2 separate regions of the Homo sapiens genome follow, and region 1 is linked to region 2. Evidence: read pairs that join two places in POLR2A ChIA-PET (ENCODE). Cell type or tissue: Panc1. All regions are shown on one strand. Links, peaks and the distances in the headings refer to the core of each region. The heading gives the core; the rest is flanking DNA. Region 1 overlaps SAG (S-antigen visual arrestin). Region 2 has its middle 85 kb from the start of LINC01891.

Region 1 (13,846 bases), core at 3,838-7,837, 1.0 Mb before region 2:
AAAACTTGAATTCTCATTTTCGTTTCAAATTCCATTGCCAAAGGCTCTGGCCTTTTACCTGGATGAGCCTTGGGTAGTTCTGCCATCAAAGGCAAGTCTGTGCCTAGGTTTCATACTTCTAAGTAGTAAAGAATTCCCTTGAGGAAAATAAGCGTTTAAAAAGAGTTTCCCAAATTTCTAACAAAGTAGAACATGGGTCTATTTTGCATTTTTCGTTAGCATAGTGTTTTTTTTTTTTTTTTTTTCACTGTGGATAGTGCATAAAAGGATCTAAAAACAGGGTGGAGTTTCTTTTAGCAGTCAAGGAAAGCAACCAGCAGGTATTTCACAATGACCTCTTGTGACTTATCTTGAATGTTAGGGCTTGACTTTTTTTTTTTGAGATGTAATCTCTCACTCTGGAGTGCAGTGGCATGACCTCGGCTCACTGTAACCTCCACCTCCCAGGTTCAAGTGATTCTCCTGCCTCAGCTTCTGAGTAGCTGGGATTACAGGTGCCCACCACCATGCCTGGCTAATTTTTGTATTTTTAGTAGAGACGGGGTTTCACCATGTTAGCCAGGCTGGTCTCGAACTTCTGACCTCAAGTGATCTGCCCACCTCAGCCTCCCAAAGTGCTGGATTACAGGTGTGAGCCACCGTGCCCAGCCAACTTTTTTTTTTGAGACGGAGTCTTATTCTGTCACCCAGGCTGGAGTACAGTGGCATGATCTCAGCTCACTGCAACCTCCACCTCCCAGGTTCAAGCAATTCCCCTGCCTCAGCCTCCCGAGTAGCTAAGATTACAGGCGCCTGCCACCATGCCCGGCTAATTTTTGTATTTTTAGTAGAGATGGGGTTTTACCACGTTGGTCAGGCTGGTCTGGAACTCATGACCTCAAGTGATCCGCCCACCTCGGCCTCCCAAAGTGCTGGGATTACAGGCATGATCCCCCATGCCCGGCCTTTTTAAACTAATCATCTTGAGAAAGAGATGAAGTCACAGGTAATGAAGTTGAACATTAAGGGATGGGAAGACCCTGGATGTTGTGAGTTCGGGTGCAAGGGCCATGAGAGCTGGGCTGTGTCCTGCCTCTGAATCATGGGAAAGGGTCGTGTTACCACTGTGACAGTTAACGACAGGCGTTTGTTTGTGTTTTCTAGCTTTCTGGGAGAGCTCACCTCCAGGTAAGCCTGTTCACCTTCCTTGTTTGATTGTTTCTCAAGATATCAAAGGCAGCAAACTTGGGGCTCCAAAACGGTTTCTGATGAAAGCTGCTTTCTGGACAGTTGTGCTCAGAGGTGTTAGGAATGATGCTTTGCCTTCGGATGCATCACAGAACCGTGGCTCATAGGCGTTTCTTTGGGACCAGATTTCTTTGGGACCACAGCTAGACCTATGCCTGGGTAAGGACACACACATACACACCCAGAAAACTGGCACACTCCATGCAGCCAGCTTGTGTGTGTGTGTGTGTGTTTGTGTGCGGTAAAATACACATAACATAAATTTTACCATTATATTATTTATTTTATTTTTTGAGATGTAGTCTCACTCTGTGGCCCAGCCTGGAGTGCAGTGACGTGATCTCGGCTCACCGTGACCTCCACTTCCTGGGTTCAGGCAATCCTCCCGCCTCAGCCTCCTGAGTAGCTGAGATTACAAGCGTGTGCCACAACACCTGGCTAATTTTTGTATTTTTAGTAGAGACGGGGTTTCCCCATGTTGGCCAGGCTGGTCTCGAACTCCTGACCTCCAGTGATGATCCTGCCTTGGCCTCCCAAAGTGCTGGGATTATAGATATGAGCCACCACACCTGGCAAATTTTACCATTTTAACCGTTTTGTTTTATTTTATTTTATTTTATTTTGAGACAGAGTCTTGCTCTGTTGCCCAGGCTCGAGTGCAGTGGCATGATCTTGGCTCAGTGCAACCTCTGCCTCCTTGGTTCAAGCAATTCTCCTGCCTCAGCATCCTGAGTAGCTGGGATTACAGGTGCACGCCACTATGCCCGACTAAGAGCTGAGATGATGCAGTACATAACCTCAATGCCTGTCTCAAATGTTTCTTAACTTGCTGCTGCTTCGTGCATAATTTAAAAGGCAGCTGTCACTATTTGCAATACCAAAAGGTAGAAACAACCCAAATGTCCACCAACAGATGAATGGGATAAACAAAATGTGGTATATCCATGCAATGGAATATTACTGAGCCATAAAAAGGAATGGAGTACTAGTACATGCTACAACATGGATAAACCTTATACTAATAACACTACGCTAAGTGAAAGAAACCAATAACAAAAGGCCACATATTGTATGAATCCATTTACACACAATATCCAGAACAGGCAAATCTATAGAGATAGAGAACAGATTAGTGGTTATGCCAGGGACTATAGGGAGGGAAAATGAGAGTGACTGGTTAAGGGGGATGAGATTTTCTTTTTGGGTAATAAAGATGTTCTAGAACTAGATAGTGGTGATGGTTGCATAACAGCGTAAATGTATTTAATGCCACCGAATTGTGCACTTTAAAATGATGAAGCTGGGCAGGGTGGCTCATGCCTATAATCCTAGCACTTTGAGAGGCTGAGGCAGGTGGATCACTTGAGATCAGGAGTTCAAGACCAGCCTGGGCAACATGGTGAAACCCCATCTCTACTTTTTAAAAATACAAAAATTAGCCAGGCCATGGTGGCATGCATTTGTAGTCCCAGCTACTCGGGAGGCTGAGATAGGAGAATTGCATGAACCCAGGAGGTGGAGGTTGCAGTGAGCCGAGATTGCGCCACTGCACTCCAGCCTGGGCGACAGAGCGAGACTCCATCTCAAAAAAAAAAAAAAAAAGTTCCCACTGCATTGTCTTTCAGCTTGGGCCTGGGGATCTTTTGTGACTCTCCGCAGCCATAGGTCTTTGCTGTGTTACTTACAATTGTGTGTATGGGTGTTCACACCAATCTTCATTCTTTTTTTCTAGTGAAGTCGCCACTGAGGTCCCATTCCGCCTCATGCACCCTCAGCCTGAGGACCCAGGTCAGTTATGTCCTTTTTTAGCTTTCTTTAATTATTTGCTACTTGCAGATTTATTGTTGATGTATTTCTAGTCTTTCTTGACCGCATCTCAGAGCATGGGAGTGGCCAGGTGTAAGAGATTCCATGTGATCTACAAGGTGAATAGTCTGGGGGGAAGGGAGGGCCCATCTGTTCAGCGCTGAGCCGGGTAGATTATCCACCTTCAGCTGGAGTCTGCAAGATGTAGCATCCTTGCTCTTGGACAGGGACAATCTCGTGAGGTTTTATCATGAATGATTTAAGAGCAGAAGCTCTGCTGTCAACAGACCTGGATTTAGAATTAAAGATGATTTAGGTAAAAACTTAATTTTAGAGCACGAGGATTTTGCATTTCATTTGGAAACAAAAGGCCTCATGTTTCATTTGAAAGCATTAACAGACATTTAAAAGAAGATAATTTTTTTTTTTTTTTGAGACGGAGTCTCACTCTGTCACCCAGTCTGGAGTGCAGTGGTGTGATCAAGCTTACTACAGCCTCAACCTCCTGGGCTCAACCCACCCTCCTACCTCAGCTTCTGAAGTAGCTGGAACTACAGGCATACCACCACCCTTAGCTAATGTTTTTGATTTTTAGTAGAGATGAGGTCTTGCCATGTTGCTCAGGCTAGTCTTGAACTCCTGAGCTCAAGTGATCTTTCTGCCTCATCCTCCCAAAGTGCTGGGGTTACAGGCATGAGCCACTGCACCTGGCTGAAGATAACTGTTTTTTTTTGGGGTTTTTTTTTTTTTTTTTTTTTTCTGAGATGGAGTCTCTGTCACCCAGCTGGAGTGCAGTGGCACAACCTCGGCTCACTGCAACCTCTGCCTCCCGGGTTCAAGTGATTCTCGTGCCTCAGCCTCCTGAATAGCTGGGATTACAGGCGCCTGCCACCCCACCTGGCTAATTTTTGTATTTGTAGTAGAGACGGGGTTTCGCCATGTCGGCCAGGCTAGTTTTGAACTCCTGACCTCAGGTGATCCACCCGCCTCAGCGTCCCAAAGTGCTGGGATTACAGGCGTGAGTCACGGCGCCCGGCCTGAAGATAACTATTTTTGACAGTGGCAGTTATGGTAAGAATACAGAAAATACTAGAAAAGAGGGTCAGGCTGGGTTCCTGACACCTCAGCTCATTTGAATTATAAATCTACTGGCTCTTGTATGGATGCGAAATGATGCAATAGTTGTATGACTCTGAAAACATATAAAAACCACTAGACTGTCGACTGTGAAAAGGTAAATTGTATGATATATGAATTTGATCTCAATCATTCTCTTTCTAAAAAGGTAAATGAAGCAGCAAAAATAATATAGGTGAAATCTCAGAAATTCTGAAGAAACATTCTCTGCATCGAGGCAGCTTAGTTGACGGGAAAGAAAAACAGATCTGTCTAAATGAGAACTCTCCGTAGGTATAGGAATAAGGGATATTTTAAGTAAAAGTGGTATAAACAAGCAGGGTTTATTTTTCTCATACTTTACAAATAGCTTTTCTATATTGGTAGTGAAATGCCGTTTAAACATTAGAATGAGCCCCCACTATTCATTTTAGGTTTTGTCTCAACAGTACTTTGTTTCAAAATAGCTCTTCCAAATACTTTGGATTCAGATCCTCAATGAACTTTTCCAAAACTGTCCCTTGGAGAAAAATGTAGTCCAGCTATATGTTTTCAGTTCATTTATGCTTGTGTCATTAAAATGTTACTTTTTCATGGTGTGGGATTAAGATGCTTTCTGGTTCCTTTCAAGGACATTAAAAAGATAGTCACTTGAGGAGATGTCATAGTTTATGTTGGGTTGTTTTCTGGAACTTTGAGTAGACTTTATGCCTTAATTTTTTTTTTTTGAGACATAGTCTTATTCTGTCACCCAGGCTGGAGTGCAGTGGCATGATCTCGGTTCACTGCAACCTCCGCCTCCCGAGTTCAAGTGATTCTCCTGTCTCAACCTCCCAAGTAGCTGGGATTACTGGCACGCGCCAGCACGCCTGGCTAATTTTTGTATTTTTAGTAGAGATGGGTTTTCACCATGTTGGCCAGGCTGGTCTCAAACTCCTGGCCTCAGGTGATCTGCCCGCCTCAGCCCTCCAAAGTGCTGGGATTACAGGCGTGAGCCACCGTGCCCGGCCTGACTTAATTTTTTTAAATTCTTTTCCATATACAACTTTCACGTTCCAGTCATTATGGCCTTAACAGTGAACATATCACAATGTCAGGATGAAACAATGATCTTTTGTACTGTGAGATTTCTGGGAGCAAAGGTTAAGACAAATCACCCCATGGTTACAAAATTCTGATTTCTAGAGATATGAGATAGATATGAGATAGATGAGATTTCTAGAGATAAATGTCATCTCTCCTGTCTTCTCTGCCTAGTTCTCGGCTCCCTGAGTCTAGGCTGGTAGGATTCTAAGCAGAGAAAGCATAAGCTATATGTAGTTAAGCCCTGCTGGAGCCTGGGGACCAAGTAATTTGTGTGTAATAAGTGCTGTGACATGCTACCAAGTTTTTATTGTCCCCTGTCAAGGGCATCTTTACTGAATCCGAAGATGCTGATTTGATTCTTCCTTGTTGTCTACCTCTGCAAGGCTGATGGTCCCGCTTAGTGTAATTTCTTCGCTGAGCACTGTGGGCCGCAGGGTATTTCTTGCTCAGGGGATGTTTTGACAAGCTAGCCTCTCTAGGGCCCCTGTACGTAGCGACCCTCATAGACACTCCCTCCCAGTGCTGGCTTCCAGGTGGGCACCAGAGGCGAGAGTAGGGGCTCACCATCAAATCGCCGCTGTGCTCCCCAAAACTAGGTGGGCAGAAAGCTAAAAAAGTACAAAAACCATTCAAATTAATAGCAGTTAGTCTGGGGATACAACACATGTGAAAACATAACTCAACAACAACAAAATCAATATGTTAACAGAAATTGAAAACTTTGCGGCTGGGGGTTGGTCCTCAAGCTTTAATGCACACTCTAACCCTGGGGTGCTGGTGAACGTCAAGTCCCAGGTCTCAGGCCTCTGAAGCCTGACAGATGGAGGTGCCAGGGTGCACATGCTCACGGCACCCTGGCGACCCTGACCTCAATGGGGTCCCGAGGACATGGAAGGAGAAATACTTTGAAAGGCGAAGCAACTGGCTGGGCAGGGAGGCCAAGGCGGGCGGAACACTTGAGGTCAGGAGTTCGAGACCAGCCTGGCCAACACGGTGACACCCCGTCTCTACTAAAAATACAAAAATTAGCCAGGCATGGTGGTGGGTGCCTGTAATCCCAGCTACTTGGGAGGTTAAGCCAGGAGAATCACTTGAACCTGGGAGACGGAGGTTGCAGTGAGCCGAGATTGTGCCACTTCACTCCAGCCTGGGCAACAGAGCAAGATGCCATCTCAAATAAATAAATAAGAAAGGAGAAGCGACATCAGAGGGGGCAAGGCTGATCAGGGAAAGCATCCTAGAGTTGAGACTGGGGGGGTTTCATGTGAGGAGGTGAAGGCTGTGGCACATTGTAAAGGAAGCAGTGATTTAAAATGCAAGGAGAGGCCGGGCGCAGTGGCTCACGCCTGTAATCCCAGCACTTGGGAGGCTGAGGCTGGCAGATCACTTGAGGTCAGGAGTTTGAGACCAGCCTGGCCAACATAGTTGAAACCCCTTCTCTACTACAGATACAAAAATTAGCCAGGCATAATGGCGCATGCCTGTAATCCCAGCTACTTGGGAGCCTGAGACACGAGAAACTCTTGAAACCAGGAGGCAAAGGTTGCAGTGAGCAGAGATTGTGGCACTGCATTCCAGCCTGGGTGACAGAGAGAGACAGTCTCAAATAAAATAAAATAATAAAATAAAATATAAAATAAATAAAATGCAAGGAGAAAAGCTGTTCCAGTGGGAAAGGCAGGGAGGCAGGAATTACACGCAGTGATCATGAACTGCATGTATCTAGGCCTTATCTCTCAAATTGTAAAGTCACCTAAAAGGTAGACATTTTCTAGGTACAGCTATGATATAGAATTTAGACTAACAAATGTCTCTCTCTCCCTCTTCCCTGCCTCCCTTTTATTCCATGCTTACAGCTAAGGAAAGGTGAGTGAGCCTCTTGAATGTGGCCCTGATTTGTCCTATGCTCTGGGACCTTCTCCTCCAGCACAAAACCCTCTTTGAGTCTTTGCACATATCCCAAGCTCTCCTGCCGGCTCAGGAGGCACATCCGCTACTTCCCGTCTGCTCCCTAGTGCTTACGGCACGCACGCACCATTACACTGGGTGTGCTTGCTCACTCTGCGCGTGCCTTTGTTTTCTCCCATTGGTGCTAGTTAAAGGAATTTTAAACGAAGCCTTGAGGAAAATGGCGTGCCCCCATGTTCTATCATGGGGAAAACCTTGATCAGTTCCTTCGTTGCAAAAAGATCAAGGATCTTGTTTCAGTTTCAGCTTCAAAGGGCGTGCAATGATCAAAATGTTGTTTGTTTTATTTTAGTTATCAGGATGCAAATTTAGTTTTTGAGGAGTTTGCTCGCCATAATCTGAAAGATGCAGGAGAAGCTGAGGAGGGGAAGAGAGACAAGAATGACGTTGATGAGTGAAGATGTCGGCTCAGGATGCCGGAAAATGACCTGTAGTTACCAGTGCAACGAGCAAAGCCCCACAGTTTAGTCCTTTGGAGTTATGCTGCGTATGAAAGGATGAGTCTTCTTCCGAGAAATAAAGCTTGTTTGTTCTCCCCTGGGTCATGAGTTGGTTGATTTGTTGGGGAGGCTGAGTTGATGACATGACACAAGCTGCCACCATTAGGGTCCCTGGAGTGGGAGGGTTGGGGAGAGGGAGGCCAGCCTCCCACGGAAGGGCTCACCACTCCCATGAGGGAGAGAAGGCGTCTGGAAATCAATGTGCTCACCAGGTGGGGCCCTCGGTGTGTCCAGGGGCTTTCCTAGGAGTCCCAGTCTGAGCTGTTTCTCTGGAAACAGTGCCTTCCCGTCTGTCCGTCTGTCCTTCCTTCCTTCCTTCCTTTATTCCTCCCTCCCTCCCTTCCTTCCTTCGTTTCGCTCTTGTTGCCCAGGCTGGAGTGCTGTGGCGTGATCTCAGCTCACTGCAAGCTCCGCCTCCCGGGTTCACGCCATTCTCCTGCCTCGGCCTCCTGAGTAGCTGGGATTACAGGCGTGTGCCACCATGCCCGCCTAATTTTTTGTATTTTTATTAGAGACAGGGTTTCACCATGTTAGCCAGGCTGGTCTCAAACTGCTGACCTCAGGTGATCCACCCACCTTAGCCTCCCAAAGTGCTGGGATTACAGGCGTGAGCCACTGCGCCTGGCCACCAGTGTATGTTTCTAATTACCTGACCAGTCCCAACTTCCAGGCCCCTAAAGAGCCTCCTAAGTTAAATAGGGCAGAGAACATCTGTGGACAAAAATACTCTTGGTTAATGATTCAACTTTTGGGTCCAGGTGTCTGTTTGAGCTTTGGGTTGTTGGTAAAGTTCTATTCAATGCAAGAAGCAAAATCAGATTTGGTTAAATTAAGGTGGGGAGAAGGAATGTAGTGGGAGGACCCCGGTGTGATCAGAGAACTGAAGGACAAACCTGAGCTGCCACACCTGGGGTAAGCAGGAATCAGAGAAGCTTCAGGGGTCAGGGACCCACTCTCCAGGGCGGCTCTTCATGCAGCTCAGCACCATACGTTCCCAGCTCTGCGTCTCTTGGTCCCAGTGGGCAGTTATTGGGAAGGAGAATCCAACTGGCTCAGCTTTGGCTGGGAGGATCAACACCCCGTGGTCAGCGATGGCAGAGCCCAGCCCTGGAGATGGAGAGTCCCAGAAAAGGGGGTTGATTGTGAGTCACATGGGCTTACTTAGAGCGTGCTTCACTGAGACTGGGCGTGAGAGGCATAGGGGAGAGCACTCTGAGTGTCAGGGAGGAAGGTGAACTGCAGGTGGAGGAGGGATAATAGAGGTGATACCAGGGCCTTTCCTTTGTGGGGTCCCTTCCTGCCCTGAGGTACCCACCGGGCCTGCTGCTGATGGCACAGATACTGAACAGGCTCATGGCGGCCAAGGAGAGGATGGAGATGCATAGGCTCTGGTCCATCTCTGGTCCATGCTTTAAGGGAGCAGGGTAAAGGGGGGTTGGAGATTCCTCCACAGTTCAACCCACTCACAGAAGGCAGAGGGTGAGTGGGAGGGGTTCTAGATGGGGAGTACACGTGGATCAGGCTTCTGGGATGGAACATGGCGACAGAGGGCTGGCCAGGGTATGGGTTCCATACACATGAAGGTTCCCAGCATCTGGGGTTGTTCAGAAGGATTCCAGCTGTTCGGGTCCTGGAGATTGGGATTTAGATGAGGAGGCTCCACTTGGGAAGCTTGGATGGGATCCCAGACAAAGCGAGGTGTGGACCCGTGTGCTGGCTCACGCATCCTGGCATTGGGAGGAGGATTTATAATACACTAGACTACAGGTGGAAGATTGGTCCTTCAGGCTGCGAGTTAGCAGGATCAGACACAGTCCCTCGTTCTTTTTCTCTCTATGCTAAGGTAATGGTGCACGACCATTTCAACCCATGCTCCCCTCAGGGCACGCAGACAAGGGATGGCCAGGGTGGCACACTCCTCTGAGGATTCCCAAAGCTGTTCCCCATTGCACTGAGCCCTTCCCCTGTCCTCTGCCACAGCACACAGGCTGCTGTGTTTAGCTCCTGCTAGAGCTCTTGGGCTAGCCCAGGGCCTGGGATTCTGCCCTGTGGTGCCTGGTGAGAGGACCAGCCCGTTGGTTCCTGCATTGCTTGACCCCAGGACATCCTAAGTCAGGGTGGACGTTAATAAGCCCGACCTTTGGAACTACGTGGGTGAGAGAGCTGGAGGGAAGGGCTGGAAGACCAATCCCTGGAGAGCAGAGGTCAGCACAGCCCTTACCCTCCTAGTTATTTTGGTGCCAAAATGTCTCGATACGCCCTCCAGGTGCTGGCTTGTTTATGGCCTGCAGCTGGCCACGCTGGGGAGGGAGTTGGGGGAGGAAGCGAGCAGCCAGCTGCCCTGAGCAGAAAGTGGAAGCTTGGCTCAGCTCAGCCTGCACATGTGTGGGGCTGTCTACTGGCATGTAGTGTCCCTTGGTATCAGGAGGCAGGAAGTCTACGTGCAGGTTGAATGTGTGGCCCAGAGTTTTTGGGACAGATGCAGTGCAAGAAACGGGGTACAGAGCAGTTGAAGGTGCTGCATGGAGAAAGTTCTGCAACCAGCAATGAAGGGCTGGAGAAGGGGGATGGATCCCTGCTATTGATGGAGTGCCTACCTTGTGCCAAGTACTTCACATCTGACATGTAACCATTTCAGTAGTACTTATAAATCAGTAGCATCATTCATATTTCTTAGATGAGGAAATTGCGGTTCAGAAAGGTTATGTACCTTACACATAGGTCACACAGCTAGTGAGAGTCAAGGCTTGAATGCTGGTGTCCCTGAGTCTATAACTAGACCTTTGCCCACTGTATGGTGCTGAATGGAAGTAGGAGAGTTTGGTGGAGTGGGGGGAGGGAGATTAGCATTTAGGATTCAACAACAACTGCCCTTGGCCCTTGCTATTTTTTTTTTCCATTGAAATTTTCAGGCTGGGCGAGGTGGCTCATGCCTGTAATCCCAGGACTTTGGGAGGCCGAGGCGGGCGGATCATGAGGTCAGGAGTTCAAGACCAGCCTGGCCAACATGGAGAAACCCCGTTTCTACTAAAAATACAAAAAATTAGCTGGGCATAGTGACAGGTGCCTGTAATCGCAGCTACTCAGGAGGCTGAGGCAGGAGAATCGCTGGAACCCAAGAGGTGGAGGTTGTAGTGAGCCCAGACTGTGCCATTGCATTCCAGCCTGGGCAACAGAGCGAGACTCCATCTCAAAAAGAAAAAAAAAAAGAAATTTTCATTGAGAGACTTGCACATTCACATGCAGTTGTAAGGGGTAATACGGAGAGACCCCAGGAACGCTTTACCCAACTTCCTCCAGTGGCAACATCATGTAAAGCTACAGTACAATATCCCAGCGGGGTATCGACGTGGGTCCAGTCTGCTCATCTGACTGAGATCTCCACAACTGGATTTGTACTAGTGTGTGTATTCAGTTCTCTGCAATTTTGTCACATGTGTGGTTAATTCCTTTTTAGGGTGTCTGTTTTCCTACTCCTTTAACATTTAAAAAACCTTTCTTCCTTCCAGTTTCATTTCACAGGACTGAGTCGCATTTACTGATCTTTGAGGAGTAGGGCAGGTGCGGGGTGGGAGTTGGGGACATTTGGAAATGTGTATGGTGGTTTTTGGTTTTCACATGCTTGGGGACCAGAAGCTCTATGTCACATGCAGTGGAGAAATGTGCTGCTCCAAATGACAATCATGACCCTAGTTCAGGGTAAAAATTGGATGATTCCCATGTTTTCAAGTTTCCCTTTTATATTCTCCAATGTGAAGTGGTTCTTTCTGACAGGAGTTGCGCCTCTTCACTGACGTGTCACAAAGAAGAATTAGGTTGGACGTGAAGTGTGTTATTACTGCCATCTTGATATGCCCTCAAGGTGGGGTAGACTCAGGGAGCAGGCTGTCGTTAGAGATGATTCATAGTGTGACTCATTCAATAAAGAGGCACCGGAGGGAATGTGCTCTTCCAGGCCACCGCTTTGGGGGAGTTGATGTCTCAGCCCTTCCTGAGATCTCCAGGGGAACAGCGCTGTGCGCTCACCAGGAGAACAAAAAAGCTGCTTCATCATCAAAGAACATTTATGCCAGTTTTCTTTGCTTTAAGAATATAATTCTTACCAAGCCTAATCCTCTTTTTTTAAAATACACTTTTTATTTTGAGTAGTTTTAGATCTACAGAAAAGTTGCAAAGATGTTATACTGAGGTCCCCCACACCCAAAACCCCCTATTATTAACCCTTACATGAGTAGGGTACATTTGCCACACTGAGTGACTCAAATGTTGTTTCCAGTAAAATATACTTATTTCTTTCCAACTTTTATTTTAGGTCCAGGGGGTACATGTGCAGGTTTTTTACATGGGTAAATTGCATGTCATGGCGGTTTGGTGTACAGATAGATACTTTTGTCACCCAAGTAATCAGCACAATAATCCCCGATAGGTAGTTCTTCAATCCTCACCCTCCTCCTACCCGGGAATCAATATTGATGCATTATTATTAAACTAAAGCCCCATACTTAATTCTGATGTCCTCAGCTTTTACCTAATGTCCTTTTTCTGTTCTGGGATCCCATCTAGGAACCCACGTGACGTTTAGTCATCATGTCTCCTTGGCTCCTCTTGTCTGTGACAATCTCAGTACTTTCTGGTAATTGCAGATTTCCTCCTCTCCAGCCACGGTTTCTGCTTCTTAACCGTCACGTTCATGCCCTTGCCTCCTTGACTCTAAAATGATGAGTTCTGGGGCCTGGATGTCCCCTGAGCTCCTAACAGGTGTAGGCAACAGCATTTATTATTATTATTATTATTATTATTATTTTTGAGACGGAGTCTCGCTCTGTTGCCCAGGCTGGAGTGCAGTGACACAATCTCGGCTCACTGCAACCTCTGTCTCCGGGGTTCAAGTGATTCTCCTGCCTCAGCCTCCCGAGTAGCTGGAACTACAAGCGCCCGCCACCACGCCAGGCTAATTTTTTGTATTTTTAGTAGAGACGTGGTTTCACCGTGTTAGCCAGGATGGTCTCGATCTCCTGACCTCGTGATCCGCCTGCCTCAGCCTCCCAAAGTGCTGGGATTACAGGCGTGAGCCACCGCGCCCGGCCGGCAACAGCATTTTAATGGCCTCCCTATTTCTAGTCTTCTCTCCTATGGATCATTCTCTGCCCAGACACATGAGTTCCTCTGCTTTCCCAAACCCCCTTGCCAGCTCCAGTGCCCACGGGACTGAAGTCCTTGCCTCAGAGCAGGGCCGGGAGGCTACTCTGCATCCTGGCGCCGCTGCTCACCTCCCTGCCTCCCGCACCCGCCTTGCTACCGGCTTCACCAAAATCCCTCGTCACCCGCTCTGCTCACCTGGTAGGGGTAGTCTCCCCGTTTTTGCGTTTTCCTGGGAAACTCCCTTCATATCTGACCTCTCCATTCCAATCCCAAACCCTGCTCAGGTCACCCGGCTCCCCCGCGGAATGAAGGAATGAACTGTTTCTTCCCCTGTGCGTCCCCGCCCCTCCTCCGCCTTGCACACTCCTCCAGGGTTTTGCCTCTGTGTATCACTCCACATGTAGTTAATTGATAGAAAAGTCCCAACCCTGTGGGGAGGCTGGAGCCCTTTGTGCCTGCATGAGTTCCCTAGGGCTGCCAGAGCACTGCACCATAGGCCGGGCGGCTTCCACCACAGGAATTGACGCTCTCGGTTCTGGTGGCTGGAAGTGCGAGATCACGGTGTCGGCAGGGGGAGTTCCATCGGAGGCCTTTCTCCTTGGCTTGTAGATGCCATCTTCTCCCTGTGTCTTCACATGGGCTGCCCTCTGTGTGTGTCTGTGTCCTCATCTCCTCTTTTTATGAGGACGCCAGTCATACCGGATTAGGGATCACCCCTGTGACCTCATTTTAACTTCATTACCTTTTTAAAAACCTTAACTCCAAATGCAGTCACATGCTGAGGTACTGGGGGTTAGGACTTCAACATATGAATTACGGGAGGACACAGTTCAGCATGCGACTGTGCTGCAGAACTTTCTGGGGGGACGGGGGAAGTGTTTTATATTTGTGCTATCCAGCGTGGCAGCTGCTAAGCCACATGCGGCTACTGAGTCCCTGAAATGTGGCTCCTGTGGCTGAGGAACGGAATGCTGAATTCTAACTAATTGAAATTTAAGTAG
Region 2 (16,083 bases), core at 5,794-9,793:
AGGTGTCCCGCTGGGACATGCTACAATAGAGGTAGCCCATACAAGGCACTAAAGCCAACATGTCAATGACTTGTTCTCTCTGAATCAATATTTCAGCCTCTCTCTTGGCTACTGACTTCACAGTTTACATATCCGAGGTCCGGGAAATGACTCTAGTATCAGAAATAGGTCAGTTTTCATCAAGATTCTAGAAAGCCTCTGGGAAGATGGTAGCTTTGAGCAATTTGTCATGACTCCAATGGGCAGAGCTTGAGAAAGCTCAGCATCCCATGCAGATGCATGTAGTCTGCGTGTGGTGAGAACATCAAAGGGGAGGTCACAAAGAGCTTTTGACTAAGGACCTGTAAACCAAAAAGAAAATGTGAGGGCCCCCAACCATCTGAATGGACTTCCTCCTCTAGGCCAGCGTGCTCTACATTTAACCTGAAAGACTGGTCTGGGCCCTGACAGAAGTGGGGATCAGGCATGCCTCACTATACTTCTCTGGCATTAACATCAACACAGACTTGAATTCTGATAAGAAACATCTACGGTGTGGTGGCTCACGCCTGTAATCCCAGGCTGGTCAGGGGTTCGAGACCAGCCTGCCCAACATGGTGAAACCCCGTCTCTACTAAAAAAATACAAAAAAATTAGCCGGGCGTAGTGGTATGTGCCTGTAGTCCCAGCTAATCAGGAGGCTGAGGCAGGAGAATCGCTTGAATCTGGGAGGCGGAGGTTGCAGTGAGCCGAGATTACACCATAACACTCCAGCCTGGGGGACAAGAGCAAGACTTGGTCTCAAAAAATAAAAATAAAAATAAAAATATATAAATAAATAAATAAATAAATAATCTACCTATGACCTGGAAGCTCTCTCTCCCCCAACCCCTTGGAGTTGTCCTGGCTTTCTGGACCAAACCAATGTATTAATATATCTTAAATGTATTTGATTGACAGGTCACGTCTCTCTAAAATGTATAAAACCAAGCTGCTCCCCGAACACCTGGGGCACATATCCTCAGGGTCTCCTGAGGGCTGTGTCATGGGCCATTGTCGCTCATATTTGACTCAGAATGAATCTCTTCAAATATTCTACAAAGTTGGACTCTTTTCATCACCAGACCCATTGTCTGTGCTTATGTGAGGAAATGCAAGTAGAAATAACTGAATATAGGCTGGGCACGGTGGCTCACGCCTGTAATCCCAGCACTTTGGGAGGCCAAAGTGGGTGGATCACCTTAGGTCAGTTGTTCGAGACCAGCCTGGCCAGCATAGTGAAACCCCCTCTCTACTAAAAATACAAAAATTAGCCGGGTGTGGTGGCAGGTGCCTGTAATCCCAGCTACTTGGGAGGCTGAGGCAGGAGAATCGCTTGAACCCTGGAGGCGGAGGTTGCAGTGAGCTGAAATCACACCATTGCACTCCAGCCTGGGCGACAGAGCAAGACTCTTTCTCAAAAAAAGAAAAAAGAAAGAAAGGACTGAATATTGACGTAGCCAGAGTTTCTTTTCCTACTCTCTTCCTAAACTCAAAAAAAAAAAAATTGTTTTCCTTGAGAGAAGCTTTAAACAAAAATGATGGCTTTGATCCTTCTGTAAAGAATTGTCTTCTCATCCCAGCACATCACGGCCATTCTGCATCCATCCATTCTGCCCTGGGACTCCCTTCCTTTGGATCCACCAGGTGTAAAAGGCACCAAGCTGCCCTGATCTGGCCCGGCTGGTTTCGTTTATTTGTTTGGTGACAAGGTCCATTTACTGCTCTCCCCCCTGCTGACCATCCTAAATCACACTGCCATTCCAACCTGTGGGATGGGAGACTTCAAAGGGCTGGGTCTGAGCCCTGCTTAACATTTGTGAATGCTGAGTCACTAAGACACTTGAAAGGGAATCTCAGCAGGTCCCTTGAGAAATTGCCATTAATTTTGTAGCCAGAAAAGCTTTAGAAATATTTACTGCCCGTCTTCCCTTTTGCTGAGGTTTTTAGCAAACATTAGAAGCAGCACTAATGAGCTCCACAATCCAGCGTCTGAAAAGCTCTCTGCAGTGAATGTTCAACCCCAGAGGTGGGGCAGCAACTCAGAAAAGATCACCATTGAAAAGAATGAATTTGAGCTCTCACAGAGTTGCATGTGAAAAATGACTTATCAGGAAGCACTTCAGGAAACTTGGACAGGCTTAAACTATGAGATCCTCGGTGTGAAATTGTTTTGTGGACAAACAACATAAGTGACAGAGGTTTTCTGCAACACAAAGAACTATTTTTAAACTCTGCTTAAAACAACAACAACAACAAAAAACACCTGAGGGTGATTTTTCCTTTCGGAAGAAAGATACAGCTCCCCATAATTCCTCAAGTCCCAAGCCCCGAGAAGATACAGCTGAGAAGTCCATCCTGGCTGAGCAGGAACCAGCAACCCAGGGCAAAGCAGAAGAGGTATTAGCAGGGCATCTTGGATGAGGAAGGCTGGATTCCACGGGCTGACAACTGTTCTGTTCTTTGAAGTCTCTATTATTGAAAAGTTGATGCTTGAGCAACTGCAGATCACGACCACACTGAGAGTGCTCTGACATTCGCGATAAGACCTGGCTTTTGAGAAGGTCCACGTTCCTCTCACTTGGTCACTTGGGGTGAACCCAGGAGCAATCCCTGTTTATTTACCTTTGTTATATTTTGATGCAAATTCTTGTCGAACTGTGATAAACATCTAGACTAGAAGAGACCCTGACTGCTTCAGGCAAATAGAACCTGTGTCTCCAAGGACTGTGTCCAAAGAGTAGTAGAATAGCACACTAAGTTTGCAGATGACGGGCACCTCTACGGCCATCAGGGAACAGGCCCCAGGGAGGAAAGCATGCTGAGAGCCATTGATTTTTTTCCCACTGGAGGCTGCTGCCTCCTTGGACCTGGAGGCAATCAGAGTCCCTCTTGTAAAGGGAAGTAAAAACTTAAAGTGGCCAAGCATGGGGGCTCATGCCTGTAATCCCAGCACTTTGGGAGGCCAAGGTGGGTGGATCACCTGAGGTCATGAGTTCGAGACCAACCTGGCCAACATGGTGAAACCCCCGTCTCTACTAAAATAATACAAAAATTAGCCGAGTGTGATGGCAGGCGCCTGTAATCCCAGCTACTCGCAAGGCTGAGGCAGGAGAATCACTTGAACCTGGGAGGCGGAGTTTGCAGTGAGCTGAGATTGGGCCACGGCACTCCAGCCTGGGTGACAAAATGAGACTCTGTCTCAAAAACAAACAACAAAACAACAACAACAACAAAACTTAAAGCATTACAGTCAGAGGCGTTGGAATCAGCAACTCCATCTTGAGTAGGGGCTGGGTAAAATAAGGCTGAGACCAGCTGGGCTGCATTACAGGAGATTAGGCATTCTAAGTCACAGGGTGAGATAGGAGGTCAGCACAAGATGCAGGTCCTAAATACCCTGCTGATAAAACAGGTTGCATTAAAGAAGCTGGCCAAAACCTGCCAAAACCGAGATGACCTCTGGTCGTCCTCATTGCTCATTATACACGAATTGTAATGCATTAGCATGCTAAGAGACACTCCCACGGGCGCCATGACAGTTTAGAAACGTCATGGCAACTTCAGGAAGTTACCCTATAAGGTCTAAAAAGGGGAGGAATCCTCAGTTCCGGGAATTGCCCACCTCTTTCCCGGAAAACTCATAAATAATCCACTCCTTATTTAGCATATAATCAACAAATAACCATAAAAATGGCCAACCAGCCCCTCATGCTGCTACTCTGCCTGTGGAGTAGTCATTATTTTATTCCTTTACTTTCCTAATAAACTTTCTTTCAATGTATGGATTCACCTCAAATTCTTTCTTGCGTGAGATCCAAGAACCCTCCCTTGTGGTCTGGATCGGGATCCCCCTTTCCTGTAACATTACTAAAACTGAACAAGACAAGCATTTATACAGTGTTACTTTGTATTTCATTGCTTTTAATTTATTACATTAACCCCATTTCTATGTGCATCTTTAAATATACAGTTTTGTTTTCTAAGAGGCCTTTATGTTGTTAAATAAGTCCTTTAGAGAACATATAAATTATCCACCAAAACAATTCGTCATAAATTTTTGTTATTGTTGTCTTAGCACGGGACTATGGTACATTTGCCCCTGTATCCATGGGGGATTTGTTTCAGGACCCTCCTCCTCCCCGTCCAGATACCAAAATCCACAGATACTCAAGTCCCTGATATTAAATGATGTCGTATTTGCAAATAACTTGCACACATTCTCCTGTACACTCTAAATCATCTCTAGATTACTTATAACACCTAATACAATGGTAATGCTTTGTAAATAGTGGTTTGCTGTATTGTTTAGGAAATAATGACAAGATAAATTCTGTACATTTTCAGAATGGATGCAACTATTTATTGTTACTTTTTAAATATTTGACCTGCTGTTGGTTAAATCCACAGATGCAGAAGCTACAGATACAAAGAGTCAACCATATTTTACTTATTATTATAAAATATAGAAATGTATGCATCAGAAAAAGAATGTCTCCTAATTTTATTCCTCTGAGTTAACCACCTTTAATAATCAATATATGTCATGCTAAAACCATTTCTATGCATATGAAATATTTTGTCAAAATAATCTAAGCAAGGAACTTTAGAACTGACTTCAGATAAATAAAAATAATATGCACATTTGGAAAAAACAGCACAACAAATTAGATCATGCTACATATTCTCATCTGCAATTTACCTTCTTTTAATGATGACATAGTATTTCACTGAATGGATATTTCATAATTGAGCTAATTAATTCCCAACCGATCTAACTGTGGGTTGTTTCCAATTTTTTTTTTTTTGCTATTAAAAGTAATGAGCTTTCTCAAACCAATACCTTTAGATATTTAGGCTATTAATTCCATAGGATAAATTCTGAGGAGCAGAAATTTTGGACCAAATAATATGGACATCTTTCAATTTCAATCACTTTAAATGTTTGATTTTCCTATTGCCTTTTAATGTGCCACTATCCCAATGTGCACCACCAACTCCCTGATAACTTTTACTTCTCTCTCCTGCCAATGCCTTTTAGTCTTTATCACAGAGGGGGGAAAGTAACTAAATGTTGACATTGATTATCTCCTCAGGTGTCGTTATGTTTCTGTCTTACTGCTTTCTCCATAATTTAATTTCCAACATTTCCACCATGATTATGAATTATTTTAGAGTTTACTAGAATGAAGTTTAAGTGCTAAGGTTACTTTCAGAGGTGAGAGAAATTACTTTTGATTACAGATTAGGAAAGATTTAGTAAAGACTGTAACGCAGGAAAATGCCTGACTCCAAATACACGGTAGAGTTTCTGAACAGGCAGGAAGTATAGAAGAGAACAGCTGAGACCCAGAGAAAGAGGCCATGTTAATAATGATAGGGTGCATAGAGATTTCTGCCCAAGGAAGATTAGTAGGGCTGGGCTTTAGGAACACAAACCTTGCAGGAGTGTGTAGAAGAAACAGGGCTGGGGAGAGATCAGCCCTAAAACAATTTCAGGATTCCAGGCAAGAGGTAACGAAGGCTTAAACTAACATAATATAAGGAGCTAGAGAGAGAGAGGAGACAATTACACCTAAAACTGTGGGGGGAGAAATGTGTGAGCTTTGTGGGGCAACATTTTCCCTACATAAGCAAACAGAGCTGCAGGGTCCCCTTGCAGAAGCAGCTGTACTAGATGGAAGCAGGTTTTTCTAGCTCAGCTATTTGTGAAAAGTAAATCTGAGCTTGGAAGGCCTGGAAGCATTGTGCAATTTCTCATTTGAGAGAGGTCATGCTCAGGCTAGCAAAAAGAGGGTAATTTCAACCACAATGAGTGCCTTTTCCCTCCGGAACATTGGGTTTCTCCAAAACATCAAAAAATGCATGTGTGTTAACAGTTTCATTTCTAGATCAATATTTTTCAAGGAGGAAAAGAAATGACAATTTAGAGAAAAACAAAACAGAAGTTGTTGAAACTCTCACCACTGACCCTCCCATTTAATCACCAGAAATGTGGTACCCAAGAGACGGAGCAGCCCTTAAGTTCTCATTCATTTTTTTTGGGGGGGCTGAATGCATTCCCTGTTCATTTCTCAAAAGAGCCACATGAAATAGCCCCGTGAAGTGCTTCATCAGAGGGGACAGCATTTTTTTTTTATTTTTTATTTTTGAGACAGGGTCTCACTCTGTTGCCCAGGCTGGAGTGCAGTGGCATGATCATGGCTTAATGCAGCCTAAACCTCCCAGGCTTAAGTGATCCTCCCACCTCAGCCTTCTGAGTAGCTGGGACTGCAGGCACACACCACCGTGCATGGCTAATTATTGTACTTTTTGTAGATATGGTGTTTTGTCATATTGCCCAGGCTGGTCTCAAACTCTTGGACTCAAGCCATCTTCCCCCCTCAGCCTCCCAAAGGGCTGGGATTACAGGCATGAGCCACTGCACCTGGCCAGGGACAGCATTTTCAAGGTAAGTCTCTGGAAACAGGACAGCCCCCTAAATCACTGCCTTATAACCACAGAAGTTTATTTCTTGCATGCATTACAGGTTGGCAGAAAGTTGGCTGTGGCTCTGCTCCGTGTATTTCCCACAAGCAGATTCCACTGGGGCAGCTGATTTGCGGGGAGTGATGTCCTCATGTCAAAGGAGAAAGCAAGAAAGCAAAACCAAAACAAACCCCAAAATCTGACAATAGCCCTTAATAGTTCAGCTGGGAACTGGCTCCCTGTATGACTTCTGTTCACATTTCAGTGGCCAAAGCAAGTCACTTTCCCAAGCCCCAAGCCTATTCTCAGCAGGATGGTTCATTGACTCCACCCACAAAAGGTACTGTGGCTGTGCTCATGGTGTACTGCACAGGCACCTTACAGGGGGAGGGGGCCAGTAGCTGAGAACAATAATGCATTCTGTGACCAGCCTTGAGGGGCTGGAAATTGAGGCACCAATGCTTTCCCTCTGCCTATTACACCGCACTTCCTCTCAACACCCTACCCAGATCCTGGCCCGTCTGATTGGATCTCTGATTCCAGAGCTGGGACTGTGGTTCTTACCTCTGGCACTTCCTCTCAACACCCCACCCAGATCCTGGCCCATCTGATTGGACCTCTGATTTCAGAGCTGGGCCTGTGTTTCTCACCCCTGGCACTGCCTTTCAACACCCTACCCAGATCCTGGCCTGTCTGACTGGACCTCTGATTCCAGAACTGGGCCTGTGTTTCTTACCTCTAGCTGGATTTCTATTCCACCTTGCAAAGGACCACTTAGTAGCATCAGCCTTCCAGCCCAAAAACATCACCTCTGGATGTACCTCCAAGACCAGAATGACATGCTGGTACAAAAACACAACCTCAAATCCAGTTCAAGCTTAGCACCATTTTTGGATCCATTAAATTAGATGGTTAACTTTCTACTTTCCAGGACCTATGTTCAAATTAGTGTCTCCTTCTAAGATCCTCACCCTTCCCAGCTTCTTCTAATTCTCTGTTGCCCCACTGCAAGGTGCCAACATGCTTTTCAGCCAGTAGAAGAGGCAGGAAAGATCTTTGTTAGTTAGGGCACCTCTGAGTCACTGCATGAAGGGACCTGTGGCTGGGAGGCCCCACCCTCCCTCCTCCTTGCTGGGCCAGCAGGGGCCAGAGCTCATTTCCAATTCTGCCCTGTTTGTGCTTGTTCTTTTTCCATGTAGTATTATCAAGAGCCCGTTTTTATGAGCTGCAACAGTGAGGTCTGTGCAAATAAACTTTCTGAGTAATAATAACTGTCCTAAATCATTTGCTCAGGAACAAACAGTGCTTTGCAACTGGCACAATCAGCTCCTCACATCTGAGTCAGGTTTGTAGCCTGCTTGAAGTGGATGCATGAGAAGGCTGCAGTGCTTTTAAGGGAACTGGAAGTTTCATTCATTGACTTGACAACCAACAAGTAACCAGAGAGAATAAACCAACCAACCAACAACAACAAATAGGATTACTTGCAACAAGGAAAGCAACTTAGACAACCCCAAATTTAAGAAAACAGAGGAAGAAAGGCGCCCACTCCCTCGTCATCTTGGCTATCATTATTTTTTAATTTTGCTCCAATCCCTTTTCATGTAAAATCTAAGAATCGCTGTTACGTAAACTTTGGTATCCAGCTTTTTCTTTTTTTAAAATTAACATCAATAGATTTTCTTCATCATAGTTGCTTTTTGTGGCTGAATAATTTTTCACATACCAAAAGGATTGTACGCATGTTCCATAATTTACTTAGCCAACTCTCTTACTGCTGAACACTTAGGTGATTTTTACTTTATATTTCTGCCATGATAAACAATACTATTATGAACACATTTATATTTTCAAATTTGTACATAATATGAGCTTGTGATTATTTGATTTTTTGGGTTTTTTTAGGCATTAAAGCTAGAATCACAATAGTAGGGGTAGAGAATGATACTACGTATTTACAAAAAACCTAAGAAAAATGATGCTGATTTTCTTGTATCTTCTGGAATCTGTAGAAAAGGCCACCCCTTTAAGAGCTTATGACCTGCTACCTGCAGCTGACAATGGGTGTGCTATGAGAATGAAAGTTGGATGAACGTGTTGTAAGAAGAAAACACATCTTCCCCTTCTACCCACCTTAGGTTCATTGGCTGGGTCCCCTGTAACCAAATGCAGATTAATAAGAGCAAAGTCAGCCGGGCGTGGTGGCTCATGCCTGTAATCCCTGCACTTTGGGAGGCCAAGGCAGGCGGATCACCTGAGGTCAGGAGTTTGAGACCAGCCTGGCCAACATGGTGAAACCCCGTATCTACTAAAAATACAAAAATGAGCTGGGCATGGTGACTTGTGCCTGTAGTCTCAGCTACTTGGAAAGCTTGAACCCAGGAGGTGGAGTTTGCAGTGAGCCAAGATCGTGCCACTGCATTCCAGGCTAGGTGTCACAGTGAGACTCTGTCTCAAAAAAAAAGCCAACAAATTTATTTAATAAGTTTTACATGACACAGAGCCCTCAAATGACATGAAGACCAGAAGAAACAGTTAAACCTGTGTGTTTTTATGCTGTTTGATAAAAGATGAGAAAGCCATGGAAGGATGTGGTAGGTTAAAGGGGATGAGTAAACTGAGGGAAATTTAGCAAGTCCTGTGTGTTCAATTCCTCTCCGTGCCCCTGTGTCTTCAGAAGAGGGGCACCTCTCACATGAGGGTCTTGTGGCCTGCTTCAGGGGAAGGTCAGAGTGCAGGGGAAGGTCAGAGTGCAGGGGAAGGTCAGAGCGCTCTTCTTGCACTTGCCACACCTCAATATATTTTTTTTTTAAGAGACAGGGTTTCACTCTGTTGCCCAGGCTGGAGTGCAGTGGTGCAATCATGGCTCACTGCAGCCTCGAACTCCTGGGCTCAAGTGATCCTCCTGCCTCAGCCTCCCAAGCAGCTGGGACCACAGGTGCATGCCACTATACCCGGGTCATTTTTTTTTTTAACTTTTGGTTGAGACGAGGTTTTGCTATGTTGCCCAGTCTGGTCTCAAATTCCTGGCCTCAAGGGACCCTCCCACCTCTGCCTCCCAAAGTGCTGGGATTATAGGCGTGAGCCATCTCACCAGGCCTATAGTTCTTTGGCTTAAAATACTCAATGTGCTAACATGCTGTACTTTGAGGTAGTGTGCCTTGAATCCCATCAGTGTCCTTCTTATCTCTCATATGCAGGCTTATTTGTAGAATAAATGGATCCTCCCAAGAAGGGTTCATGGAGAAAATTCCCCCTTGGGTGTCAATATCTGAAAAACATGGCCCTGAAGTGCATATTGTGTTTTATTTTACAAACATTATGAATCCTGTAAACTAGTGGTGTGGATGTCTTGGCTTCAGCTAGCAGAGAGCTGGTGCATTTGTGGCTCACTTCTAGCTAATATTTAGGATCATTTGTTATACATTTTTCTGCTAATCATACCTTTAATTTATTTCCAGTATGCTGCTGCTATTTAAAATTATGTTAAAAAGGAATTCTTGGTAATGTAAAAAAAAAAAAAAAAAAAACCTCAGAACACAGTAGTGTATGCTCTATACAAAATGACATTTTTTAAAAAGACAGAAAAGGGCCAGGTGCAGTGTGTCTCACGCCTATAATCCTAGCACCTTGGGAGGCCGAGGTGGGTGAATCACCTGAGGTCAGGAGTTCAAGATCAGCCTGGCCAACAAGGTGAAACCCTGTCTCTACTAAAAATACAAAAATTAGCCAGGCGTGGTGGTGGGTGCCTATAATTCCAGCTACTTGGGAGGCTGAGGCAGGAGAATTGCTTGAACCCTGGCGGCAGAGATTGCAGTGAGCCAAGATCATGCCACTGCACTCTAGCCTGGGCGACAGAGCAAAACTGTGCCTAAAAAAGAAAAAAAGACAGAAAAGAAATACATCTGGAATTAGAAGTGAGTACTGGGGAGCAGGGGGGATTATGGATTATATTTTTCAAGCTAGCTTTTGTGAAGTTTTTAAAACATGAACATGCATTACTTTTATAAGGCTAATGGGAAAAACCATTAGCTTTGGAAACCAAAAAAAAAAAAAAAGAAAGCAAGTGAAGATCCCTCTGTGCACATGGGGCCGGCACCATTTACCTGTAATGGCATCAGGAACATTAGGAAATTGGAAACGGGAGCATCAGCACTTGCACAATTTAATAATTTGCTGATCACTGCCATGCATTAGACTTTAACTATTTTGTCTACAAAGCATGAGCATGCCTTTATGTAGTTAATGCAGCCACATTAAACATTTATATGATGTCTATTTTCCCAGGGCTTGTTTGTTTTCACTTTTTCATATCGGGAGCTGATGCAGCTGCTCTCTGTCTTCTCAGGTGAGGCTCCTGCAGGTGGAGAGGCAAGAAAGCCTCCTCTGTGGCATGCCCGAAGCTGCAGAGAGCTTCTAGGCAGAAAAGTTTGCCTTTTTTTTTTTTTTTTTCCCTCTTTCTCTCCCCTCTGCCCTCCCAGGGCATTTCCTGGGTGTCACGCTCGTGTTTCATTTTGATTGATGCTAATGGCATTTTCAAACTGCAATTTCCCAGGCTTACTTAAAAACCATACTTGGAGATTGTGATAGCAATGTTTCCAATTAACACAACACTCTTCACCCAAGTTTTCAATACTTGGTTAATTCATGGAAAATGAACTCAAAGGATTTAAGAAACTATTTCTCTCCCAAAACAGTTGTGCATTGGAAACACGATCAAGTTCTGAATCTCTAAGCATATCCTGCATGAAAATTAGCTCCATGAAATTAAGCTTCCTTTTTTATTTTTTTGAGACAGGATCTCACTCTGTCACCCAGGTTGGAGTGCAGTGGTGCAATCATGACTCACTGTAGCCTCAAACTCCTGGCCTCAAGCAGTCCTCTTGCCTCAGCCTCCCAAAATGCTAGAATTACAGGCATGAGCCACCACACTCGGCCATAATCCCTTTCTTATGCCTCCTTCTTAGGGTTGCCAGATAAAATATAGGGCATCCAGTTAAATTTAAATTTCAAGTAAACAACAAATAATTTTTTTTTAGTATAATTGTGTCCCAAATACTGTATCATTTTTCTCCCCTAAATGATGAACCTTCCCCTCTGGTTAGAACTGGCCATGTCCAGAAAGGAAAATTTGATCAGTGCCTTATTGCCATAGTGGTGTAGTTGAGATCGGATTTGGCAGTTTAGACAAAATGGCTCATTTGATGCTTTTCTTCAAGGACAAGGTGATTTTTACTCTGTCAAAAACAAATTAAAAAAAAAAAAGTTGGCCTTTGCCAATTCGATCTTTAAACTTGTTGCCATTTTGTTTTTGATTCATGAGTCATGATGTACCCAGCTATGAAACAGAAAAGGTGCTTTGCCCCGTGGGCAGAAGAGTTGGTTTTTGTAAGGCAGCTTGAGCAGGAACAAGGAAATAGCATAAGACAAACCAGAGGTGGGGTGGCATCAGGTCACCTCAGGCTGCCTTCCTCACAAGGATTGAAGCAGAGGGACTTTCTTACCACATAGCTTACAACTGGATCTCCCTTCTGATTTCTCAAATGTCAGATAAACAACGTCGTTTCAGTTTGGTGACATGGAATTTAAGTATGAGTGACTCCATTTTGGAACAACTCTGTGGGGCTGCTTGGAAGCCCCCGGAGAGAAGCCTGAGCTGCATCTCACCGTGTGTTTCATCCATGGCGTGCTCCCAGCTCTAGCGTGCGTGGAGAGAGGTCATGGAGTGTGGTTGCTTTACTTTCTACAAAAGTTCCGAAAGCAGGAGCCCACTGGGTGAGCTGGGGAAGGAACAGAATGGGAGGGGGAGAGAGGAGGAAGTCACTGCAGCTCGTGATCTCACCCCTAAACCTTCTGTTAGTCAAGTTCCTAGCCCCACAAAACGCTTGGTGTGAGTAGATACCTTATGTAACTGGTGAGGTGCCTGGGCTTTTTTATCATTGTGTCTAAGGGATGGAACAGAGGCAGCTCACACAGACTCAGAAGCATTTAGGACAGAAGAGACCACGAGGAGGAGCCCCCTGGGAACTTGCAGGAATGGTGGAAGACTGACAACGTCCCCCTGACATCTAGGTTACAGTTTTAGAGTAGACGGAGCTGTGCATTTGGCAACTAACTGCCTCTATTCAATTCTTGTATCTACTACTACTAGCTGTGTGATCTTACGCAAATAACTTAACCTCTCTGATCCTCAGATTTCACATCTTTAAAAACAGAATATTAACACCTACATCCAGGGTCTCCTTGAGACTTAAATGAGGCATGGAGGTGATGCACCCGGTAGGTAGTAGGAGTCTCCAATAAGTTAGTTGTCTTTTTCTCTTAATTCCACTATTTCTAGGAGGTGAATACACTAGAAAAAAGTTTGTACAGCTGAATAACTAATCATACACAAACAATGTGGTGAACAATTCTTTTCCTACAACTTTCAGGTTACAGAGGAGGGGCGGGGAAAGATGACGTCACAAGAGCAGGGTTAGTTGCACCAGCAAATGAGGCAGGTTTCCGTACCCCTGCAACCCCCGCCTTGCTGCACACGTGCACACACATACACACACGCACACGCTCAAGAATGGGTCCTCCATCCTCCAATGCCAACTTTTATTATAGTTCAGTCATTTGAAATTACTCGTACCAAGTCTTTTCTCCATTTTTGTGCATAATTGAATAATCCAGCTACTTAACAAAGGCCTTCGTGTATCTTTATTCTTCCTCAAACCCTTCAAAAAAATGTATAACTTTTGCCAAAACTTATCCAGAAGTACCAATGTGCTTGCGATTAGGACTTCTTTCCAGTTGAGCTCACTGCCATATCTAAATCTGTGTTAGCTACAGACTCCACACAGAGAGACCCATGAACGAAAACTCAATCTACACCATGGGCATCAGGGCTGCTTTCAAGGGTTTGATTCAACGACAGTCTTAATCGGAGTGCACAACAGCTGGTGTAAATCCAAGCCTTCGCCTTGGCAAGAGAGGAGCTGCTTTCAGAGCAGGCCTGATGGGTGAGGCTGGAGAGGCAGGCTGCCTTTCTGATAGAGCTCATCAGGGACTTCCCATGAGAGCCGCCCGCAGTGCCTCAATGCTGAGATAGAAAAGATGAGTTTAGTGAGAGCTCAGAGTGGTTGTACATAAGCAAAACTGTGATCTCCCAAGAGAAGGGCAGAGATGGCCATGCAGATGGCTGCAGGCACATGCAGATGCCTGTGGCTTTGTCCTCTCCCCTGGAAATGCAGAAGAGAATGGTTCCCTTGTCCTCTGCTCTCTCTCAACCATCCTGCAGGAACTTATAAGAAACACCTTTGTCATCGCCTAAAGGGAGTGAGGAGTGAACTGTAAATCTCAGGTCTGGTGTAACGAGATGATTTTTGCAGTAGGATAGAACATTTTATCAATCCTAAGAGCAACATTCCAGTCTTTTTTCAGATAGGACCACTCCGCTAGCATAGATTTAACCCAGAAATTAGGAACGCAGAGGACTGATTGTATCCCCAGTGGCTCTAGCCAGAAACAATTATCCACTTGGCTCATTAAAACAAGTAACAAATGGCTAATTGTCTCCACAATTTGCCAAGTGCTGGTTCAGTTACTTGTGCCTGTGAACTCAGGAATATGAAGAGAGGCTGGCAAGAATAGAAGAGGAACTAAAATTCTGCCATACATAGATGGGTCCATCATTTTATTTTTTATTCTCTTCCTTAGTGTGGGGAGAGTGGAGCAGGGGGTACAAAAAGAGAAGGATTGAACAGGATGACCCTATGTTACTTTCTGTGTTTCAAGTACTATGATTCATGGTGAAACAAAATGAATAGAATCATACCAGATCTGTGATCAGTTTCAGCAGAATATACATCATCATGAAGTCCCCAGGAGAGGTGAACAAGGAAGGAATGCTCTCCTCACGTTTCTGGAAGTTCCCTGAGGCCCTGCCCAGCTTCTCTTTGGTGATAGGTGAGACCCAGGTGCAGCAGCCCAGCCGTGCTGGGGGGGACTCGGCCTGAGCAGAAGGCAGCAAGAGGAACCTGGGTCCACCCTTCTGTCCTAGTCCATTAGTGCTGTTACAACAACATACCCGAGAATGGATAATTTATAAACAGCAGGAATTTATTTCTTATACTTCTGGAGGCTGAGAAGTCCAAGATCACTGCACCAGCAGATCGGGTGTCTGGTGGGAGGTCTCTGCATCATAGATGGGGCCTTCTACGTGTCCTCTCATGGCAGAAGGGCCAAACAGATGCACCCAAGCCTTTTTATAAGGTCATGAATTCCATTTCTGAAGGCGGAACCCTCCTGACCTAATCACCTCCTAAAGGTCTCACCTCTTAATGCTGTTGCATTGGGGGTTCAGGCTCAACATGAATTTTGGAGGGACACCAACATTCAAATCATAGCACTTTCCTTCTGAAATTATTGGTAGGATGAAGCTCTGGACTTCTGCCTAACACCTCCCTTCTTCCCTTTATTCTTCTGCATTTGCATCTAGCTTGATTTTTTATTTTTCCCAAATTTTCTGAAGATCAGAAAATTGTATCAGTAAATTTCCGGTGATAAAACACCAACAGCCCGTTCTACTCTTGCACAGTCAGGACGGGGTGTGTCTGTGCTGAGGACAACAGGCAGACTCAAGTCCTCTGTCTTCTTCAGAGACACCCTTGAGAGCAAACAAGGAAAATGAAAAGGAAGTTAATAAAAATAAATATTAGGCAAAAGATCATAAAAACTTTAAATGGGAATGAAATAAGAAAGAAAGAGACACAGGGAAGGAGAGAGATGGTGTCTGGGAGATCCTTCTACATGAAAAGTTCCCAGCAGGCAGAGATGACCCTTATTTATTAGGCTGGTGCAAAAGTAATTGTGGTTTTGCCATTAAAAGCTGCAATTACTTTTGCACCAATCTAATACCAGAAGACTCACTCTCTGCTTCTCTCTCTCTTTTTTTAGATGGAGTCTCATTCTGTCACCCAAGCTGGAGTACAGTGGCGCAATCTCAGCTCACTGCAACCTGCTTCTCCCGGGTTCAAGCGATTCTCCTGCCTCAGCCTCCCCAGTACTGGGACTACAGGCGTGCACTACCACGCCTGGCTAATTTTTTGTATTTTTTAGTAGAGACGGGGTTTCACCATGTTGGTCAGGCTGGTCTCGAAGTCCTGACCTCAGGCAATCTGCTTGCCTCACCTCCCAAAGTGCTGGGATTACAGACGTGAGCCACTGTGCCTGGCCCTCCCTGCTCTTCTTGTCCTGCACTGAGCATCTCCCACCTTCTAGCAGATCTGATCGATCAGTTTGTTCCAGTGTACAATGACTGATGAAGGCTGAAATATTAGTCATTTACATTATAAAAATGGATAATTGAAAAATGTGCTGATTATCCCCCCAAAAGCCATCGAAAGTAGCAGGCATTTTAGACAACCCCATTCTTGCTGGTTTCTCAACTTCATTAACCCACGAATGAAGAAAATAACAATATAAATGTTGAATTTGTGCATACGTGTTATTGCTGAATTTTATAAGTCATACTATTCTTTATATTCAGGAGCTATATTGAGCAAAATGCATCATGAGGAATGATTTAATTTGGATGCCTTTGTAAAACTCCAT

What was found. Peaks named below come from ENCODE experiments on the same cell type or tissue, not always from the same donor. Only the 100,000 strongest peaks of a DNase experiment are listed, where the experiment ranks them.
Region 1: POLR2A ChIA-PET joins it to region 2 with 9 read pairs; 5 of 35 experiments call an interaction of 5 or more read pairs at or near these places.

Annotation. Positions count from the first base shown.
Region 1 is chr2:233,339,312-233,353,157 of GRCh38, forward strand. SAG (S-antigen visual arrestin) reads left to right here. Exons shown (of 16, transcript NM_000541.5): 13 at 1,144-1,167; 14 at 2,960-3,015; 15 at 7,092-7,101; 16 at 7,496-7,744. The coding sequence ends at 7,601. Among named protein-coding and RNA genes, the nearest start is that of DGKD, 8.3 kb to the right of the region's middle. RefSeq lists an enhancer at 10,190-10,289. In Panc1, for the core only: no CTCF peak of the experiment used is centred there; no DNase peak of the experiment used is centred there; H3K27ac peaks cover 1,598 bases.
Region 2 is chr2:234,361,360-234,377,442 of GRCh38, forward strand. No RefSeq gene overlaps it. Among named protein-coding and RNA genes, the nearest start is that of LINC01891, 85 kb to the right of the region's middle. RefSeq lists enhancers at 1,389-2,588, 1,686-2,416, 6,376-6,877, 6,878-7,377. In Panc1, for the core only: no CTCF peak of the experiment used is centred there; a DNase peak (open chromatin) is centred at 7,742; H3K27ac peaks cover 4,000 bases.